Linked DNA regions of Homo sapiens: region 2 is linked to region 1. The links are chromatin loops, found by intact Hi-C in ENCODE. Cell type or tissue: heart right ventricle. All regions are shown on one strand. Each heading gives the region's core, and the rest is flanking DNA. Links, peaks and the distances in the headings are about the cores only.

What was found. Peaks named below come from ENCODE experiments on the same cell type or tissue, not always from the same donor. Only the 100,000 strongest peaks of a DNase experiment are listed, where the experiment ranks them.
Region 2: it touches region 1 in a loop (6-fold over the local background); 32 of 110 quality-filtered maps call a loop at or near these places.

The regions. Positions count from the first base shown.
Region 1 is chr20:61,893,509-61,898,880 of GRCh38, forward strand. It overlaps CDH4 (cadherin 4), which reads left to right. Exons shown (of 16, transcript NM_001794.5): 8 at 1,402-1,539. Among named protein-coding and RNA genes, the nearest start is that of MIR1257, 57 kb to the right of the region's middle. In heart right ventricle, for the core only: CTCF peaks have their summits at 2,954 (motif pointing left) and 3,154; no DNase peak of the experiment used is centred there; H3K27me3 peaks cover 2,448 bases.
Region 2 is chr20:60,058,485-60,063,856 of GRCh38, forward strand. It overlaps LINC02910 (long intergenic non-protein coding RNA 2910), which reads left to right. Exons shown (of 4, transcript NR_161293.1): 2 at 423-502. Among named protein-coding and RNA genes, the nearest start is that of LINC02910, 5.2 kb to the left of the region's middle. RefSeq lists enhancers at 1-265, 1-221. In heart right ventricle, for the core only: no CTCF peak of the experiment used is centred there; DNase peaks (open chromatin) are centred at 2,317, 4,027 and 4,447; H3K27ac peaks cover 2,758 bases.

The DNA of each region.
Region 1 (5,372 bases), core at 119-5,118:
GGATAGATGGGTGGGCGAATAGAGAGATGGTGGATGGGTGCATGAATAGAGGGATTGTGGGTGGGTGGGTAGGTGGGTGGATCGATGGGTGTGGGGCAGATAGAGGGATAGTGGATGGGTTGGTGAGTGGTTGGATAGATGGATGGATGGGTGAATAGAGGGATAGTGGATGAGTGGGTGAGTGGATGGATGGATGGATGGGTGAATAGAGGGATGGTGGATGGGTGGGTGAGTGGATGGATGGATGGATGGGTGAATAGAGGGATGGTGGATGGGTGGGTGAGTGGATGGATGGATGGGTGAATAGAGGGATGGTGGATGTGGGGGTGGGTGGCTGGGTGGATGGATGGATGGATGGATGGGTGATGGTTGGAAAGAGAAAAGGTTGGTGACCATCTGCTGTTTGTAATTCCTTACGGAGCCAGTTTATGGAACTTGAGCACGTTTCACTGAATCACACCGCTAGGAGCTGGTCTTTTCCCTTAACCTCTTAGAGAAGCACGACTCAGGATTGTTAGTCACTTGGAGAGCATTTCACAGGTTCCCTTTTCGCTTTGGTCCCCAGAATCCCCCTCCCCTAATGGTACTGGTGAGAGGCGGGCTGTGGTCCCAGCAGGGAGCTGCCCACAAGCCTGTCCTCAGCTGTCACCTCAGAAGTTCATGGCCTCTGGGTCAGAACAGAGGTGTGGAAAAGCCACCTCTGCCAGCTCAGGGATTTTGGCACTGATGGACTCCCAGCAAGGGCCCTGAGGAGAAAGGCCATCAGACTCCTTCAATGCCTAATAAAATGCATTCATCCTGCCAAGACTTATTTGCCATTTAAAGCTCACACCTGCGCCTGCACGGTAAACTGTCAGGACTGCTTTTCCAGCAGAAAGCATGCTTGCATCTCCGCACCTGCACAGAGAAGGGAAAGGGTTTGTCTTTTCTTCCCATTTGAATATCTGACCTGTAGTTCAGCTGGACAAGCTAAACACTCAAGAAACGAAGTCCCTCCTGACCCGCGTCTGTGGGGCATCCCTCCCTTTGCAAACTGTCCCTGCTTGGTTTTCTAGACCGAATGCAACCCCAGTGCCCTCTGGGCTCCCCTGTTCTCCTCCCTTCTATCTTGGCACCAAACGTGATCTGCCCCTATCAACGGCAGGGCCACTGAGATGAAAACACAGGCAAACCTCTTCATGCCGCACCTTAACGCATGGCAAGGGGAGGAGAAACTTACTCCGACAGGCAGTGTCAACCAGGAGGCTTGGAAAGGGCCCTGCGCCCAGCACACAGCCCCCAGTGAAAGAGAACCGGTTCCAGGAACTCCGTTCCTGTAAACGGATTTCTTTTGATAAGTGCCCTGTCAATTAAAACCCAAACTGATTTTCTGTTCTTTCTCAACTGGTGTCTCCCTTCCAGAAAGTTCAGCAGTACACAGTCATCGTTCAGGCCACAGATATGGAAGGAAATCTCAACTATGGCCTCTCAAACACAGCCACAGCCATCATCACGGTGACAGATGTGAATGACAACCCGCCAGAATTTACCGCCAGCACGGTGAGTCCCTCGAAGCTGCCCAGTGACGCATGGCCCGTGCAGGGCAGGAATGCACTGGCGTGCGGCACAGCCTCCTCTCTCTCTGCGGCTCTGCCTGACGGGCACTTGGCAGATAGCGTGTAAGAAAGGCCCTGGGCAGCGGAGGCTGCTGTGTGGAGTGGCTCGATTCCTGATGTGCGCAGTAGGAGAGAGGCCGGGGCTCAGTCAGGGAGGGGACCGGCGGCGGAGGTCGGTTGCCACCTGGGAGGCATCTCTGTGATGTCTGGAGGAGTTGACTGGTACTGCCTGGGCTGATGTCACTGCCACTTTGGAAGGCCTGCGTGTGGGACCCGCTTGGGGAATGCCCAGATGGGGCCTTGGCATGGCGGGTCCATCCCTGTGTGTGGAACTTGGCTGACCCTCTGTGGCCTGCTGTCGGCAGAAAGGGGGTTGTGACTGGGCCCCATACCGGCTGCCTGGGGCCTGAGTGACCATTCACTGAATGTTGTTGAAAGTCCAGTGTGAGCCCCGAGCCCCTAGTTCACAGGGGACCAAACTCTCTCTGGTGGGAACACGGTGGAGACAGGGCTGTAAGGCATGCAGCCCCCACTTCCTCTGGATTCCAGCAGGGCAGCTGCACCACCAGGAGGGACCCTTCCCTTGAAATCTGCAGAGGCCACTGCGCCGACAGACATTTGATGACCCCACTTCCCTGCTGCCCAGCGATCTGGGGAGGTCCCGGCCTTGGCTGTCGCCCTGCTTACCAACCAGGACCCTTTGTGGTGATTCCCTGGGTCCATGGGGTGTGACACGGTGTCCCCAGGCTGTCATTTTGGGCCCCGTGTGGCAGTGCTGACATCATGGGCACGTGGCCCAGCCCCGGGAGCCCCTCTAGAAAGGTCGAAGGCACCAGGCTGGGACGTGCAGAGGGGAGAGTCAGCGAGGGCTCCCAGAGTGGCCGTGGCCCTGAGATGCCAGGATCTCAGGGTCTTCTCTGCTCCTACCACCATATCACCCCCTTCTCCCCCAGGCCTAGGCCCCCGCAGAGCTGTGTGTCAGTCATGATAGCAATGACAGTGGCACACCAGCTGCATCTGTGGAGGTGCCCCTCGGGCACCAGGGTGAGGCCAGGGTGCGGCCAGGGTACAGCCAGGGTGCAGAGCTAGCCTCTGATCCCAGCCAACCCCGACCAACCCAGTGACAGATGAGGACTCTGGGCTCCGGGAGGCTAAGAGGGAGAGGGGAAGGGATGGGGTCAGGAGGGAGACGCTCCTCCCGGTGGGTGGGCCGGCTTGCTGAGAAGGCAACTAAGGCCAGAGCCCCTCGCCACAGCGGCCGTCCCGCATCTGGGCCTCCTGCGTCCTGCATCCCAGGCCTGGGGCGCAGCTGCACCAGGCGGAGGTGGCTGTGAGCACACAACGCCATCTGGTGGGAAGATGGCAGATCACAGCGAAGGAAGCCAGCTCAGCCCCACTGCAGCAGGGCAGGGGGGCTCTAGGTGCTCCCCCAGGCTCCTGGCAGTGAGTCCAGGCAGCAAGCGGCCAGGGCAACCAGGAGCCCGAGGAGCATTTAACCGGGCGCAGCCCCAGGATGCAACAGCTCTCATACAATTGGCCAGGAAGGCGTTCAGATGGTTTGGAAAACACCTGCTTCTCTCTCTTGGCTTCAGTCTCTATTTGCTCTCTTCCGGCCAGTGAGCAATGGTCAGGAAAAGCTCAGGGCCAGGCTGCCGGGGAGTCTGGACATAGGGGAAGCAGCTGCTAACCCCAGGGCCCTGAAGAATAATAACGTCCAGGCCCAAGAGCGCAGCAGGGCTGCACCCACACAGCTGGCCGGACAGCCCCAGCTGTCCTTCCTCCCTGACTCCGAGAAAGAAAAGGAAGTGATGGCAGGGAGGGAGGGGAGAAGGTGACCCAAATTGTGTGGAGCAGGTGTCTCTGCCTTTCTCGGAGCCAGCATCCCTGTGAAGGAAGATGGAGAACCGGCAGGATGTCCCTGACCTGCACATGCTCTGAAAAACGGCCAGCCCAGGGAGTCACACTGAGCCCCCCACAGAATTCTGCATTTGACTCAAGGCAACTTAAAGCACATTGCAGGGGAGAATTCCTGCCTCTGTGTCCCCATGAACGAAAGGTGGGGATGGCCTGATTCTCTGAGACGTTGGGGGGCAGAAGATAAACAAGGGGCATTGTGGTCCTAAATCCCAAAATTCAGAGAATCCCATCATTCCATTGCAAGCCCTACCCCTCGTCTCTGGTCCCCATCCCGAGACTCTGGGAGGCAAGCCCTACCCCTCATCTCTGGTCCCCATCCCGAGACTCTGGGAGGCCAAGGCAGAGGCCCTTCTAGACCTAGTGGACCAGCCACAAGCACTGACCAGCATAAGCACTGACCAGCACTGATCAGCCACCAGCGCTGACCAGCCACCACCATTTACCAGCACTGACCAGAAATGACCAGCCACCAGCACTGACCAGCACTAACCAACACTGACCAGCCATGAGGACTGACTAGCCACCAGCACTGACCAGCCACCCCCACTGACCAGCACTAAGCAGCCCTTGGCACTGAGCTACCCTCGCCGCAACTGCTGACCGGCCACACCACCCTGGGGCTCCTCCTCCTGGGACTGGGGCAGAGGGTCCCCATGGCATTTATTAGAGAGAGGCGTCTCTGTGCTTTTCCAATGGCTAAGCACAGGCTACTGCAGCCTCGTGCGCCTCCCAGAGATGGGCCATTGTCCATCCTTGGTTCCAGGGGGCCTCAGGCAGGTCCCAGACCCCAGATCACGGGGCAGGGGAACGGCATCTCTTGAGGAGTACGCAGATATGTCTAGATGCTTCTCAGCCAGTGTCTGCGGCACCTCCCAGTCTAACACAGTCCGGGAGAGGATCTGCAGTCCACTGCTTTGGTCAGGCCGGCGGGGTGACATGCTAGTGGGTGGACAATGGACGGATGACCCTGGCAGGGAGGGTTCCCTCCACCCTGCGGTGGCTTTTCCAGGTGACTGGGTCGCATGGTCCTGGAGAAGGGGTGTCAGTAAATACTCGGGGTTAGGATGGCCCTTGGTGTGTCCTCCTAGAGATGGGTGACAGGCAGGAGCCCCGGGACACTGTCCATGCCTCACCGTGGGACGGAGCAGGCAGAGGGGCCAGCAGGATGGCGAAGGCCGGCCACACTGCCGCACATGCCGCCAGGCTATTTTTACCAAGCCTAATCAAGAACAATCAGCAGAAGCTACAGAGATGCAGGGGATTTGCATGATCCGATTCTGAGTCCTAAATGTTAATTAAAAGTTATTTTCCCTTCACTGGCTCTGAGCGCGGCTGCACTGCCCACGTGAGGCTGAGTGGGGACCCTCGGCCCTCAGCACTCCCTCCAGCAGGTGAGCATGGGGTCTGCTGCGCTAGAAGCTGGTGGCCACAGAGGACACAAGCTTCAGACCCTGCCCCAAAGCCTCCTATTAACACCGATGGGTCCTGCAGTGAAGTTCTCAGGGACAGGTCCAGACAGCACAGAGTGACCCTGGAGATCTGGCATCACAGGCCTTCCTCCAGGCCACCCCCACCCCATCCACACACATGCTCACGGAGGGGGGGTCCCCTGGAGTCAGGAAGCCCAGCCCTGGCCCCACCCTTGGTCCCTGCCTGCTGTGTAGCCAAGGCCGGAGAGCTGGACCTCTCTGAGCCGCAGGATTTTATCCCGGCTTTCCACCTAGAATTAATCCCACCTCAAGGTGTCGTCGGGAGCACTGCTGATCTATGTGAAAGTTTAAGACTTCAGCAATATAAATCTGCTCTAAAAATGCCATGGGTGGTGCCCAGACCCCCATCCCAGGGGCATGGAGCTGGGTG
Region 2 (5,372 bases), core at 258-5,257, 1.8 Mb before region 1:
TCTGAGCGTTGCAGCCCTTCTGAGTCTGTGGGCCCCTCTCCCAGGAGGATCAGGTTGCCCAGGGCAGCTGGAAATGTCCTTAAGTGACTCCTTGCTGCTGCTGCCGCTGCGTCTTGCTGACATCATTTCCCCGCAACAAGCGCTGGTCTCCTGGGGCGGCTGCCCCCTCTCATCTGCACATCTAGCTCCCCTGCCAGGCCTGTGCTGTTTTCCGGGGCCTCACAGAGAAGCTCAGGCAGGTGGAGCCTCAGCAACAGGCGCCATCCTCCCCTTCAGCCTGTCGCGGCTCCTCCCTGGGGCATGCTTGAAAGCCCAGACATGTTCTTCACATCTGAGAAAGCAGTTAAACTGAAATTCCTGGCAGACTCAGGTTCAAATCCTTATTAGGCTGTTAAGTGAGAGGGGATTTCATTTCCTTGCAGCCGCCCTGGGTCCTGCCACTGAGCAGCTGTTGGTAGGCTCTGCTGTGAGGTCTCCTCTTCCGGCTTTCCCACTTCCCAAGGTAACCTGGTGTGGGGAGGAAGCCGGGGGCCTCTGGTGAATGGGAACCTGTGCAAAGAAGGAGCCGAGGGCAGGGAGAGGTGGGATAAGACCCAGCGTGGGGGCCTGAAAGTGAGGCCAGCAGAGAGTCATTGAGAGGCCCTCGGAGAATACGTTCTGGGGACGCAGTCAGGGAACACCTGTTTCCTGCTGTGTGACTCTCACAACCCAGCTGTGGACACACACGTATGTACATATATGCACACACAGGAACACATATGCACACACAGGAACACATGCACACATGGACACACATATACACACGATGAATACACATACAGACACACATTCATATATACACACATACCTATGTATACACATGTACACACATACACTCACATGCACATGCACATATAGACCTACAGATACATAAATGTACATCCTTATAGATGCGTACATATACAGTACACATGCATGTACTCACAAATACTTATGCCCACATCTACATATATGTATAATACATATATACACATATAGATATATACATATATACTCACATGTCTATGTATAAACACACACCTATATGCACATGCCTATACATATATGCACATACATGCCCACATACACCTATGTAAACATATACACACATCTATATTTAAATATGCTCATGCATGCATATATACACACATATATACACATTTATGCATGTGCATTCATGTACATATACACACATGCACTGACATCGACACATGCATGACACAATGATATAGATATACACACATATATACATGCATGAACACATCTATATGCATACATACACATATGTGGATATAGAAAAATAGCAGATATACACATACATGCACATATCTGTATGCACACATATATACATACAGATAAACACATGTACATTCATCTAGATTTCCACATTTACAAGTGCATATTGGTACACATATGCATACATATGTGTATGTATGAATCTTTTCTCCCTCTATATCACACACATACCTTTTGCTGAGGGCTTAGTATTTACTAGGTGCCAGACTCTGCTCTCTTAATATAAGGTCGCCCCAAAACAGACCCTGAGCTGAGGATTCGGGTGCAAGCGGCTAACATGGACGGTGATCCAGCAGCACCGTGAGGAAGTGGGGCTGAAACCTGGAAGGGAGCAAGGCCGGGGATTAGGGTGACCACAGACAAGGCCATCACTGAGGACCTTGGGGTTCAATTTCTCCAGTGGGGGTGTCTAAGCCACTATGTTGCGTCACGTGTCAGAATTGCCCTCTGGAGGACTGGAAAACTGGGTGTTGACTGCCACTTCCTGCTCCTGGCCATGAACTCCTGGTGCTTCTAGTTTGCCCAGCATAGGCCATGTGCTCCTGGGGCCAGCGAGGGTCCACAGGCAGAGGCTGGGGACCTGTGCTGCAGGTGATCGCAGGTGGGCCCTGGGCCACCACACGCTCCACACAGGTGCTGCCTCATGGGTCTTTCACAACAACCCCCGTTTGACAAGGAAGAATCTGGGGCTTGGGGAGGTCTATAGATTTGAGGGGTGTTATGGGCGAGGCTCATAGCAGAACCAGGTCAAGAATCAAGGTTGTGTGATTCTAGCAGGTAAGTCCTGACAATGACTGGCAAGTGTGAGCCATGCAGGGGCAGGACAGGCCTCATGAGTGGTGACAGGAGGTGGTTCAGGGTTGTTTTGCACAGCCAGGCATTCTTTGAAGGGCAGCTGCAGTGAAGGGCCTGGCTGCACAGCCAGCCTGCCTGGGTCCAGATCCCAGACTCACCATGTCCTGAGGGAGCTTGGGGGAACTGCCTGTTCCCTCTGGGCTTAGTTTCTCTTCAACACTAAGAAGACTCAGTTGAGTCATGTTCATGATGGAGTGCTTGCAACACCACCAGAGAGGAAGGGATTGTGAATGAGGCCGTCCTGGGGAAGCGCAGGTGTGTTGGGGTGGGCGGGTAACCAGGTATTGCGACAGGGGCACAAGGTGGCACTCAGCCTCCTTGTGTTTGTAGCAGACTTTTGAACACTAGACTTTCTGGTGGCACCTGTAGCACCCTTAAAAAGTGAATGCTGCTGCCCAAATTAAATCTGAGCAGACTGAACTGAACGTCCCAGCATAACCTCAACGTCTCTGGGGCCCCATCTGCCCTGCTCTTAGCATCCCACTAAGAGAAGCAGCAGACACTCAAAGCAATTGGAAAAATGACCTGAGTTCATCCAAACCCTTTAAGGAGAAACCTCTCTATGACTTTCCCTACGATTCTTTCACCCCGTATTTCTCCCCTCCCATGGTCTCACTCCAGAGCTTTTCCAGAGCCCTTTTCTTTCCCAGAGGCTCCTTGGAGCCAGCCCTCACGGCTCTGGCCTTGTTTTCTGCTCCACGTTTTAGCATGAGGCAGGCATGCTATACGGCAAACATGACATTTTCTTTAGTGGGTAGGGGAAGAGGAGGGCTGAACCTCTAGCGCCCGAATGCATTTGTCCCTGTCACACACAGTCATTGTCCAATTACCTTTTGGGAGGGAAAACCCAGTACTGATCACTCCGCCTACTCCAGTTTTTCCTGATCTGAATGATCTGCCTTAACAATGTGTTAACATTTTACCCAAGTTCACTCAGAATAAGAAAGTGCGTAGAGGTGCCCACTAGAGGGTGGGCGCACAGCAGTGGGCATCTCGGCTCTCTGCCCGTGGGGATCCTGCCAGGTTGTTCAGAGCAGCTCCTCAGTGTCACTCTCCTCCCCACCCTCCCTTTCCTTGGGGTCTAGCCGTTTCTAGCTCCAGTGTTGCCCCTCCCAAGCTGGATGTAACCTAGCTTCTGTCTTTTACCTGTTACCTCATTTGTGCAGTTAACATTTTATGCACGTCCCTTACAGTGTAGAAGGAAAACATAATTCTAATCTGACTCCATTCAGTGATGTTAAATACTGCATGTGAACATCCCCATCCAGAAGTTCATCCAATGTAGACTCATCAAAAAGCAGGAGTCCTAAATGTTTGCATTGTGCAAGCATCCTTAGCACATTGCTATATAGGTGTTTAAGAGTGTCTTAAGAGATATTTGGAAAATTGGTTGGGGATTGTTTTTGTTGGCCTGGGAATGTATTATTATTTTTTCCCAGTTCACATAAAGGGGTGAAGCCCTGATGTCTGGAAATTTGCTCTCCAAAGTGTTTCCAGGAATTGACAATATTTGGATAATGAGGGGTGTCTGTACTTTCCTTGACCTAAACTGCTGGTAGAGGGGGATATTTTTGTATGATTGGGCAAGGTCAAACACAGAATCAAATCAGGAAGAACAGGGTCTGACATGATGAATCCCTGCCTCGCCTTGCCATTGACAAGAGACAGAATAAATGCCCCCAAAGAACCCTGCACCATGAACGCTTGATGGCAATCCTGTCTCAGGGCTTTGCTGCTCGCTGTCAGGCAGCAGGTACACTACCCAGGGCCGTGGGGAAGGCGTCTTGCAGCCACACTGCAGCAGGAGGCTGGTCATATCTACGGGCTCCACCAAGCCAGGATGCAGAGCTCGGCCCGTCTCATGGCACAGGCTCGGGCTGCTCGGAGCTTATAATGAATTAGAGCCACAGCTGATTATTTTCAAGGCTGGCGCTCACGCTGGGTGCCTGAGAAGACGATGAATCTGCAGTGCCGAAGTGCTGCCTGGCCTCTCAGGAACCAGCTGCAGCTGGGATTCTCTGCAGCCTTCCCCGCAGCAAGCTGGGGTAGCCATGAGCCCTGCCTGTCCAACGTGGGGTCAGGCGGGCATGCCTGCTGTGTCTGGCAGCCTTGACACCCCCAGATTCTGCTGGAAGATGCTCGTGGCCTGAAAGCTCATTTTGTAGTCGCTCTACCCTGGGATGCAGCTTCTGCACTGGCAGGATTAACGCAAACAGAATCTGCTTGGCTCATTCCTCGCCGGGCCTCAACAGGCCTGCAACGCCACTGTCTGCCAGGGAGAGCCACTCGGTGATACTGTTAATTAAAACCATGACTCTGGGGGCAAGAAAAAATTTTAAAACGCTGAAGTCATCTTCCCTAATAGAAATCTTATTTTGAAGGTGCTCACGGAGGTCAGGCTGACCAGAAAAACCCACAAGCCATAAATAAGCTCAAATAGTTTTATTTAATTTACTTAACTCGGTGCCTGGAGTCCTCATGGGGAGAGGTGCCTGGCATCAACACAGGGTGGGGGTGGCCACCCTCATCTCTAGCCCCTGGGTCCCAGAGCTGAGAGGAGGGAGAGAACTGAACTTTCTTGGAAGAATGTGGAACTGCTGAGTAGATGCTTTGGAATTTGCTGACCCAGGCATCTGGGAGTACAGCCTGACCGGCCATCTCTGCGCCAAGCTATCTATAGTCCAATGGCTATTTTCAATTGGAAATTCATTTTAAAGTGGTGGCAGTGACGGGGGAGTGGCTGTATCTGTAATCCATTATTTCACACAGAGAATTCCCTTCTTTCATTTTTTTCTGGCCAAAGTTGCTGCTTTGAACGTGGGTGGGTCTTGGAGCCCAAGACTGAGCTGGCTGCTTGGAGAAAAATTGGAGGGATTTGAAAAGGCCCGAGGGAGGGTGTCCTCTGAGTTGGGGGTGGCAGAAAACATCTTAAATGTGCAGGCCCAAGCCTTCTGCAGTGAAGGGAATAGGACTCTGGCTTCGGCAGACCTAACTCAGTCTCTGGGTTCTTGGGCTAATTTGTGAAATTACCTCTCCCCTCAGGACTGGGAGAGAACGGCCTTAAATAAGTGCAATTTAATTCCCTTGATTGTGGTCCTCTTTAATGAAAAACCAAAATTTATTCTCTCTCCTGCTAGTTTCCCATTGAAAGTCACAAGAAATGAGGCTGGGGTGGAGGGCCTGGAGTTGCTATGGAAGCATGA